Regions from separate parts of the Homo sapiens genome. Here region 2 is linked to region 1. Evidence: chromatin loops called from intact Hi-C (ENCODE). Cell type or tissue: endothelial cell of umbilical vein. All regions are shown on one strand. Links, peaks and the distances in the headings refer to the core of each region. The heading gives the core; the rest is flanking DNA.

Region 1 (5,705 bases), core at 706-5,705:
TGAGTAATTTCAGTTGAGTTATTTTACCTCTCGGAGCCTCAGATTTCTGACCTTTATAATACTGATCTTGCTTTTTTGGTAAGGATTAGTGATATGTATCTTACAGTATTTCAGACAACACAGAAGTTAGCTTTTTCCCAATTTGAGGTAAATAAAAAGTTATTTTTAAATGGCAGTCCTCTCCAATTTTAAGACATTGTATTTCCTCCGAACTTTCTTTTCTTCTTTTTGATATGGAGTCTCACTGTGTCACCCAGGCTGGAGTGCAGCGGCACGATCTCGGCTCACTGCAACCTCCACCTCTCGGGTTCAAGCAATTCTCCTTCCTTAGCCTCCTGTGTAGCTGGGATTACAGGCATGCACCACCATGTCCAGCTAATTTTTTGTGTATTTTTAGTAGAGACGGGGTTTCACCATGTTGGTCAGGCTGGTCTCGAACTCCTGACCTCGTGATCCACCTGCCTTGGCCTCCCAAAGTTCTGGGATTACAGGAGTGAGCCACCTTGCCCGGCCTGAACTTTCTAATAGTCTAGAGTCCTCAGGCAGTTTTTTTGAATTGAATTACAAGTACCATGACTAGAAATATTTCCTGAGTGTCTACTATGTCTGCGAAACGAAGAAATTTTAGTAAAGGGTAAGACCAGTGATGAATATTAAGGGGACTTCTGTATAAATAGTTTAATTAATGTCCTCTAGACTTGATAGCAGTGCCTGCAGAAAGAAAATGAAGAAAGAGGGTGGTGACTAGTGGCTGGCCACGTGGTTTTAAAATCTCTGTGAGCATTGCCAGCCCCAGCCCTATCCATGTGAAGAAAAGAAAATAAACTCAAACCTCAAAGAATGCTGAATGTCTGAAGCTTCTAAGAAAGCCTTTCTGATTAGGGATAGCAAGGGTTTGCTTAGCTGACTTACTGAAGGAAAACTCCCAGGGGTAATGATGTGTTCTCTGATGTTAAGAAGGGGAAATCTAGTCTGTAAAGATTACACATAAAATATTTCTGAAAAGTGAATAACCTGATTGAGGTTCAGCTAAAGTGAAATAAAACTATAATTTATTTTTTCATTTTCTGAGCCTTTGCACAGAAAATGAAAAGGCAGAATTGGGTTAGTGTCATCCTTTTTTGTGTTTGTTTGTTTTGGTAAAATACAGAAAAGCGGCTCTTGTTAGTAAATTCTGTCTCATAATGATTATAATTTTATGATGCAAATAAGATCTGAGACTGATTTTGTAAAGCTAACTTCAGTTTTCATTTAGAGTTGACATGTATTTAGTACATAGAATTTAGGCTTACCTAAAACATTAATGTTTCATTTTACACAGCATTAGTGCATAATAACAAGGATGGGTGACTTTGGTAGTTCTCATGCTTAGCTGGCTCTTTTCTTTTCCTGTTCTCTTCATGTTATAACTGTTTTGGGCTTAATAGCCAGTGTTTGCAGTAGTTCACTGTCCATGAGTAGAAACCAAAAATAAAGCTTTAGATAGAACTCCTTATGGTGGCTTTGCTCCTGGTGGAATATCAACATTAGTTAACCAGTTTTAGAAAATTGTAGTTTAATTTTCTTTTGCCCTTATTAATTTGAAATGTGTTATACTCTCTTTCAGTGATGCTTATTAATAAACATTTTATTTTTTCTACATTTGTTAAATAAGCCTCATCACATAATAAGGCTAGGTGTGATTTCCTGGTAATGTAATGTAAATATGTGACTTAAAATTAGTTAGCGGTGTTGTCCTTTTAAGTAATTTTGCGGACAGTTTTAGGCGCGGGATATTTAATGCAGCTAATAAATGGAAGCAGGTTACTGTCTGAAAGACTGCAGCTGACTGTACATTGCACGTAGTGTATAAAACGTTGAGGGCTGTTGGGATATACACAGCTGAAGCATATTCCTGGAAGTTACTGCTCAGCTTTGGAAGGTTTGATAGTAATGATGCATTAACGGACTTTTTACATGACAGGGTAATAGGATACTTAGATCAAAAAAAATGACAGAGGTTTGGTAGACAATGGTTTGTGGTTTATAGGAACAAGATTAGGATGAAATTGTTTGAATCTTATTTGAAGGATAAGGAAAAAGCAGAGGTGGGAGTAGGTTGTACGTTAGAAGTGGTTTGGATTTTTGAAAGTCATAGTCATTTATAGTTTAAGTAGAAATCTGTTGTATCTTGTTTTACTAAGAAATGAACTATTACGTAGCAAGCATTACCAGGAGCTTCACCATGCACTACACCTCTACCCTCCCAGTTCCTCCCCCACTTCATCCTAAGCTCTTTGATGTTCTTGGAAAAAGGTTTTCTAAAAATCAAAAGAAAGTTATTAATGTGGGAATCATTTGAAGTAATCTTTTCTGTTTGTTGAAAGGAAATTTAATAGACCTTTTCTGGTTTTGTTATTTGTTTTTGTTTTGCTTTGTGAAATGCTGTTATTGAGCTTTTTGCAGTTACAGAATTTGAAGGACAAATGTTAGCTGTTATCTATGCCAGTGGTTTGGCTCCAATATGATTTAGAAGGAATGCCTTCTTGGGATTAGTGTCATGATATTTGATTATTTATTCGTTCTATTCTTAGCTGATTGTGGTTTGTTAGGTATTTCAACTTTCATTAACATTTGTTTAATGGAAGGTTGTTTAAAACTTGGGTCACAGCAGTAAAATCTTTTGATTTAGTTTCCAAATTGCACTTAAAGCTTGAGGTTTTGGAAATAATTTTATTTGATGTAAAAGCGATTGGGCACAGGTTGTAGAATGATAAAAATAAATTTGACTTTTTTTTTTACTTATTCATTACACAGGCAGATTGACTTAAGCTTTATTTTTGTAAAAGAAGCCATGATTTTATACATTCTAGAACCTGTTTCCATTTGTCAGAAACAACCACTTACATGGTCTCATAATTGAATGATATGTATTTTTAAAATTGTGTTTCACATTCTCAAACCTTCAGAATACACTGAATTTTTAGTATATAAAAATTTTCATAAGATATTCTTTCCTGGCCAAAGACCACAATAGAGGTCTTGATTGTGTGGTTTCCTCCTCCTTTTTCCCTTCACGAACAGAGGTTTTCCTATCTTGGCAGCTGTTTCCTACAAAGCAGTCATCAGTCCCTGATTTCTTCCTTCCTCCTCCTTCCCACAAACAAGGGCTCTTTGAATAGTGGATGACTGAAGACAGACTGATCTTGGATCACTTTAAGAAAGTGGAAACGTGTGCAAGAGTTGAGCATGTGGGCAAGCTGCCTGTAGGCACTAGCTCATTCAAATCAAACAATGAAAACTTGGACAGTAAAAATTCTTTGCTTGGAATCTAGAGTGGTCCAAAGGCTGACTTAATTTTACTTGCAGCACTTCATCCACGCGTTTACATTATTCTGATTGCTTGATCAGATCATCGAACAGACTGTAAGAATATAAGAAATTGTTCATTGATGGCCTTTTAAATGTGACAAGCCATGAGATTATCTGACTTTTTAAAATGCTTTATGTAGAATAACTTTCAGGTTTAAGGCAGGCACATTGCTACAGCAGTTGTAAACTGCAGGTTCACTTTTGGTTTTGGTTACCTTTGAATAGTCTATGGGAGCTCAGAGTGAAAAATGTACAGAGCCAGCCAGCTAGTTTTGCAGGGATGCGTGCCATGTGTCTCCATCAGATTAATTTTGGATACATCATTCTTTTTGAGGAAGTTTGCATTTTCCTTTGTTTCTTTGGACAGATAAGCATCTGAGGTGTTCTTAAATGGCATAATACTGATGTTGGTGATGCCTCCCTCTCCCCTGTGTCTTCAGTGCTTTCAGAGAGAGAGCTAAAACTTGGGCCAATTCTGGGTCATAGAGGGATCCTTAGGGAAGCATTTACATCTCTGAAACTGTGGGCCTGAATGATTTCAGATTAATTTCTTACATTATTTTTGTTGTGTTCTTAATAAAGCAAGATAGTACCTTTATAGGTAATAAGTGTTTCAAACCATTTAACATCTGCCTGCTTTTCCAATCAGGTTACATTATAATGAACTGATAGTAGAATGTAGTGTACTGCTAATAGCATCCCGTGTGATAAGCTACATGAAGCATGTAGTAAATGCACAGTAGGTCAGATAATGTGCAAGAACTCAAAAGTTATCAGGAAAATTTTGTTTTCTAAATTTTCTTTATGGTTTAGTGACAGCATCGAAATGATGTAATGAGTTTGTTTTACTGAGTTATGTATGCAACCTCAGAAAGGGAGGGAAGAGTTCCCTCCCTGCTGCACTTTGTAAAACTCTTTAGTTGCAGCAGGTTAAGGATAACTGGAGAAAACTTGGTGTAAGAGTATTATGTAGAATAAAATAATAGGAAACGAACATGAAGAAACTGTAAGATGTTCCTTTAACAGAAAAGTTTGTGATTTCCTTTCCCTCAGAGGCTAAATGAGGAGGCTGGATATATTTGGGAAATGCCTTCATTTTATGTGCATTATAAGGCTAATGTTTGCTGTGATTCCTCACACGACCTCAGAAAGAAGTAAAACACTTGGACAGAACCCAGCAAATGACCTGGTCTCATGTGATCCTAGAAGCCGAGAAATACTAAGTCATACTCCTGAAGTTTTTGTACACTCTGCAGTTTGGAGAACTGGATCCATAGGGGCTATGAATACCTAGCAGTCAGGGAAATAAGTTTGATTTGGTGATTAGGAATGTGGCATTTTCAGAATCCCTTTGTATATGGCATTATTTTGCCATGTACAAATTTTGGCAATTTGACTGTCAAAAAGGCAGTCAACCTTTTTGGGCTTTTGACTGTTTTCAGAATGTAAGATTCAGATATCCAGTGTATAGGAGCAGCTTCCATAGTGGACATAGAATCAAAATATGTTTTATATTCAGGAGAGAGAGAGAGGAACGGAGAGAGAGAATTGTTTTGTTATGTAGAAAGACCATAGAGTAAGTGATGGATTTGTTTGTTTTTCAGATATGAAGATCAATGATGCAGACTGATGGTTTTGATGAAGCTGGGCATTTATAACTAGATTCATTAAGGAATACAAAGAAAATACTTAAAGGGATCAATAATGGTGTCTTCTGGTTGCAGAATGCGAAGTCTGTGGTTTATCATTGTAATCAGCTTCTTACCAAATACAGAAGGTAAGATCCAGTTTACATTTTGTTTTTTAAATCCAGGAGAACTTGAACTATACAATCTTCTTAATATGGAAGTGCCTAGAATATTTGTTTATTATTTTAAAAATAGGTGTTAAAATTATTTCCTGAATATTGAATTGTTTATTAGGTGGTTGAGTTCTTTTGATAACACAGATATGATATAGAAAGTGCTAGATATGTGAATTTATATTTTACGTGCATTTATGAAATATAACCATTCTAAATAATCCCGAGGGAACTAAATGAAAGCTCTGTTTTGGTATACATTTTACATTTATTCACTACATTTATTTTAGTAAAGTGGAAAGTATTTTGTGGAAATTTTCATCTTTAGTTACATTTGCTTAAGTGTGTGCATAATTCTAAAACTCCTAAGTTAAAATATGTAGTCTTTTATGAAAACTTACATTTTAATAATAGTTCATCTTTTTATGTTGTTTATATCTTTAGCTGTATATGTGTGTGTATATGTATATTCTTTGTAATGTTAAATTTGCAGAAATATAACTATTTCTTTGTACTTAAAAATAGATGTGGAATTTTTCTTAAGCACTATTGC
Region 2 (5,705 bases), core at 420-5,419, 130 kb before region 1:
TTGGCTCATACCACCTGGGTGAAACACCAAATTCAGGGCAGCCATCTCCTAAAAACCAGTTAAATCTAATACCTGTGCATTACTTGGCAAAAAGAGAAGGCCCTAAAAGTCTGACTGTCTGCTTAATGCGTCTGGAATTACCATTAGCATTTAGGATAGGTGCATTCTTAGGCTTAGCTGGCTAGTCCGGTTTTCCTGCCTCAAGACAGAGCATAGCACATCAGTCACTAAGTGGCTGCCAGTGGACACAGGGCATCCCCTGGGAGCGGCGGGCCTGGATATGGTCTAACAGGGGCGCTGAGCATTGAGATTCCTGGAGAGATTAGTGGTAGTGGTATGTGGATGTCTGGGCCTTCAAGGACCAGATAGTAATCAGTAGGAAAAGGAACAACACAAAAATGGTCCCAGAATACTTCCAGCCTGCCATTTGCTGCTGCTTCCAATTTCCTTCTTCTTTGGTCCTCTTTCTCTGCTTTCCTCTTCCCCACCTTTCCCAGATCCCAAGTCTAAGGGTCTTGTTGACCAGGTAAAACAGTTTGTAACATGTGGCAAATAGAGAATGTTGAAGATTTTTAAACAAAGGAATGAAACTCACCTTAATTCAAAACCAAAGATATCTTGAGGAGCTACTTTATGTCAGGCACTGGAGTGTATGTAGGGGATTTGAAGATAAACATATCAGGCCTTTTACTTAAGGAATTCATCATCTAATGGAAAGACAAAACTGTTAAACTCAAATACTGGATGACATAGGGGTACTGAAGAGAGGAAACGAGGATGATGGCAGAAAAAGACACTTCTGCAGAAAAAGAAAAATACTGGCAAAGCAAATGTCTGAAGCAAATGCATGTAGATATGGGAATGCACATAAACATGAACAAAACAGTGTTGTTGTTTTCTTTTAATTTTATTTATTTATTTATTTATTGAGACAGAGTCCCGCTCTGTCGCCCAGGCTGGAATGCAGTGGTGCAATCTCGGCTCACTGCAACCTCCACCTCTCGGGTTCAAGCAGTTCTCTGCCTCATCCTCCCAAGTAGCTGGGATTACAGGCATCCGCCACCATGCCCCACTAATTTTTGTATTTTTAGTATTGGCCAGGCTGGTCTTGAACTCCTGACCTTGTGATCTACCTGCCTTGGCCTCCTAAGGTGCTGGGATTATAGGCATGAGCCACCACGCCCAGCCCTGTGTATTATTTTTCTGGCAGCAATGTATAATGTTGTTTGGATGCAGAAAAGCCTACAGGTGTGCATCACCATGCCAGGCTAATTTTTGTGTTTTTAGTGGAGACGGGGTTTCACCATGTTGGCCAGACTGGTCTCGAACCCCTGACCTCAGGTGATCTGCCCATCTCTGCCTCCCAAAGTGCTGGGATTACAGGCGTGAGCCATGCGCCCGGCTGGGAGCAGCTCTTAAACGGCAAAATTCCTGTAGCCAGGTCAGCCTGTGAAAGAACAGCAGGAAGCCAGCCTATAGAAAAGAGGTGAAGGGCTGGGCGCAGTGGCTCACACCTATAATCCCAGCACTTTGGGAGGCTGCAATGGGAGGATCGCTTGAGGCCAGGAGTTTGAGACTGGCCTAGGCAACAGCAAGATTCCACCGCTATAAAAAATTTAAAAGGTTAGATAAACATGGTGGTAGTCTCAGATATTCAGGAGGCTGAAGCAGGAGGATCGCTTGAGCCCAGGAGTTCGAGATTGCAGTGAACTGTGATCATGTGAGCTATATGCACTCCAGCCTAAGAGACAGAGCAAGACCTTATCTTTAAAAACAAAAATTTTGGGGCCAGGCGCGGTGGCTCATGCCTGTAATCCCAGCACTTTGGGAGGCCAAGGCGGGCGGATCACGAGGTCAGGAGATCGAGACCATCCTGGCCAACATAGTCTCTACTAAAAATACAAAAATTAGCTGGGCGTGGTCATGCACGCCTGTAGTCCCAGCTACTTGGGAGGCTGAGGCAGGAGAATCACTTGAACCAGGGAGGTAGAGATTGCAGTGAGTGGGGATCACGTCACTGCACTCCAGCCTGGTGACAGAACAAGACTCCGTTTCAAAAAATAATAATAAAAATAAAAACAAAAAAATAAAAAAATTTTTTTAAAAAGGGATGGAAAAGAGGATATAAATGGTCAAGAAACCTTAGAGGAGAAATTGACAGGGTTTTGCATATTATTGCAGAGAGACAGGAAAGCTGTCATACTTGACTTTAAGGTTTCAAACCTTGGTGATGACATTTTTGAAAAAATAGGAAACATAGGAGGGGATGTAAATGTGAGAGGGAAGATATCGAATCCAATTTGGACGTAATGAGTGTTTTAGGTGCCAGAGCTTGTCTTTCCAGAGAAGAGCAGTGTGCAGGTGGAAACCTGTATTTAGCACTGAGAAGACGCAGGGCTAACAGCAGAGCTGTGGGCATCCTCTGCAGACAAGACCCAAAGGATAGGTGAGATTGTCAACGAAAAGAGAGAACAGGTGAGAAAAGGGCTAAGGAACAAACTTTTAGATCACATACACATAGAATGCAAAGAGGAAAGAGACAGAAGTTGCAGTCACACAGTTAAAAAGAAAACTGAGAATGTCCCAAGAAAGGAAGAAAGGGTGGAGAGTTTCTGGAAGCAAGGCCTGATCAGGCATCAAGGAGGAGACACAGACAAGGAAGATGGAATATGAGAACATTAGCTGTCACAATGACTTAGTCATGGATGACTTTCAGGAGAGAAATTTCATGAAGAGATTTCTCTTCATAGGAAGAGAAGTCATAAGCTGGGTGATAAGGACTTACCAAATGGCTCTAATGTATTTTAATATTGAAACAAAAGCAAAGCATTAAGCTTTCTAGGGGTTTAGCCCTAAATTGGAGGAACAGAAGATAAGAAATAGGGACTACCTCAAAGGGTGAGGAAAGTAGTACAAATTTAACTTGGTCTGCCGCGCTATTTTACCCAACCAGAGGCCTGTTGTAATCCTGGTTTCTCTCAAGCTGTTACTTCCCATCCTCAAGTGAAGGTGGGTGGCGGTTAATGGGGAAAAACTTGATGACTAAGGTTAATTATCAGAAAGAAAAATTACAGTGTACAATTATCAGGGGGAAAAAAAGGATGACTAAGGCCATAAATCACAATCAGGCTCTTCCTACAATTCATGCTTAGGAATTAAAGGAATTTTCCCCTAAGAATGTCATCTCCACTCCACCCACTGTTCATGGCCTATTTTATCTCTTTGAATACAGTCTATCCTCATAGGAGAATGTGAAAATTTCTTGTTTTGTGTGGCCTGCCCATAGGAAAAGGCCTTGATGATAATCCTTTCACGTAAAAGTGTGTTCCTTGGCTTCTGGTGACTTTTAAAAGCTATAGAATTCTCACAAAAGCTTTGCTATCCATGTAGCAAATTCAGTGGTCAGTCTCCCTACCTTATTAGGCTTAGTTTAAAAGCCATGATAATCTGGACAATCCTAAATGAAGGTATATCTTTCCTCGGCTTTTGCTTGAATGTATGTTATTGTTGTTGTTGTTGTTGTTGTTGCATCCACATGTTGGATGCTCAGTGCTCGGTTCTACCCAAACCAATCTGATAACAAATACCACCATATTACCTGTGAGTAGAATATTATTTTTGCCCTATTCGAATACTTTTTTATTAGCCACCCACAGCTCCTCTTCAACTACATGCAGATACCCCTTTAAGAGTGCAGCTGAGGTGTGATATCTAGCTTGCTGGAAGAGAATATAATTATGTTTTTACCTAATAGGTAATCTCTGTGTTATCCAAGAGTTCTGTATGGGGAATATGAATTATCCATGTACCACATTAACAAAGCATTCAATTGCACTTAGCTTGTGTTCTTCTTTTCAAATATAAGTAGCTATTTTAAATGCCTACGCTTGTTCTCTCTTTCTTTTTAGTTGTAAGAATATCTCTGCCACTTACCTAATTTTTGCAAACTTTTTATTTTTGTGCATATATTTGTGTACATATACACAAACACATGCACACATACACACACATTCTAAAGCACTCAAGGAGGCACCTTCATAAACTTGCCTTGCACGGTTGTTGGTTTATCCGTCAAAGAAATCATTACCAAGAGAATGCCGTGCTTCACATGCTTACTAAATTTTTTAAAAATGCTTTTCATTATATTTATGCAAACATAACTTGGCTAGCTCATAATTTACCAAATTTAAGCATTTGTCAGGGTTATTTCCAATCACTCAGAAAAATGTGCCTTTGTGTATTTTGATTATTTAAAGCAATATTGTTTCCATTATGCATATCTGTTGCCAGAACAGCATGACTGTCTTGACTGAATGAGGAAGTGGGAATGCTCTTAATTTTCCTACACGCATCTGCAGAAGTACTTTTGATTGTTTAGCCAATGCACATATAATGATGTAGGCATAAATGTTTCTGCACACATTTTCCTTGGCACTTCAGAAGAGAAGGGTAATGCAAAGGGTAATTACATATACTATTGTTTGCATTAAAATTTACATATATATATATATATACACACACACATATATATATCCTAAATTGTAAGCTGAGGAAATGTTTAATATTTTGAAGCATAAAAATTAGGATGGACTCCTTCTATAGAAATCTCTGTTATGTGATCACATTTTATTTATATACTTCAGCTAAACAATTTCCTTTATTTTTTGCTTTGGGCTTGTATAAGCTTTCTACCAAACTCTAAAGTTCTTAGGGATCAAATAGTGCTACTCAAACTTGCTTACCTTGCCTTGAAACACATCAACTTACTTGCTCGTTAGATGGGTCCATTATTTTCCAAGGAGACAGGAAAGGAAAACAGACAAGGTATTAGAGACCACACTTCTGAATATGGTCTCACCATATAACTATAGAATCAAACATTTTCTTCCTAGGTTACTATAGTTCATCGAATCTAAGATGCTGTCAATGGTAAGATGTACCCTTATTTTATATTCTAAAAAGAAAAACTAAAACTCTGCCAATGAAACGATGATATACTACTGATTGAACAAGTTATCCTTATTTCAGAGAAGTCATTAGGGTGGTATAAAAGTAATTGTGGTATTTGCCATTAAAGTACTGCAAAAGCCGAAATTACTTTTGCACCAACCTAATGGGAGACAAGATCCATTTTACAATGGATAAAATAGGCTTTATGGAATAATTAGAGAGCTTTAGCTCTTGGGTATAGTATGTTAACTACATCAGCCAACTGAATGGTGCTCCTTTCCTGCAAGAGACTATCTCCTCTATTCAGTGAGACTAAAAAAATGTACCATGGATTCCAAATTGCTTCTGCTGTTTCCCATGTACAGAGTTATCAAGAAGATATTTTCTCTTTTAAAAGAGATGACTTTGGCTTGAAGGAAGCAGAATAGTAGTATAAAAAGTAAACACAAAAAACAAAACAAAAAAAACCTTAGTGTTTGGAGTTTATTTTTTTTTTAATTTAAACTTTATTCTTGTTTCTGTGAGTCCTTAGGCTATGGGTTGACCTAGCTGACACTTGATTTCCCTACTCACTGTTTCCTCAGTTCCCAGTTTTTCTGCCCATCCATCTCTCTTCTCCACACTATTAAGAGGCATTTGAAATTTTGAGGTGGGTACTAAGTATGCCTTAAAATATCATTATAAAACAATATTAAAAAATGGTCAACCAAGCTTTAAAAAAATTTTCGAAACATGTTAAAAACTATCCTATTCCA

The links. Hi-C counts contacts between places; a loop is a spot of excess contacts. Peaks named below come from ENCODE experiments on the same cell type or tissue, not always from the same donor. Only the 100,000 strongest peaks of a DNase experiment are listed, where the experiment ranks them.
Region 2: a loop joins it to region 1, with 8 times the contacts of the local background. A loop is called at or near these places in 1 of 110 quality-filtered maps.

Annotation. Positions count from the first base shown.
Region 1 is chr1:81,831,930-81,837,634 of GRCh38, forward strand. ADGRL2 (adhesion G protein-coupled receptor L2) reads left to right here. Exons shown (of 24, transcript NM_001366006.2): 2 at 4,956-5,128. The coding sequence starts at 5,056. Among named protein-coding and RNA genes, the nearest start is that of ADGRL2, 34 kb to the left of the region's middle. In endothelial cell of umbilical vein, for the core only: no CTCF peak of the experiment used is centred there; a DNase peak (open chromatin) is centred at 3,142.
Region 2 is chr1:81,704,143-81,709,847 of GRCh38, forward strand. It overlaps a transcript of ADGRL2 not described here. Among named protein-coding and RNA genes, the nearest start is that of ADGRL2, 94 kb to the right of the region's middle. In endothelial cell of umbilical vein, for the core only: no CTCF peak of the experiment used is centred there; a DNase peak (open chromatin) is centred at 3,069; H3K27ac peaks cover 1,997 bases.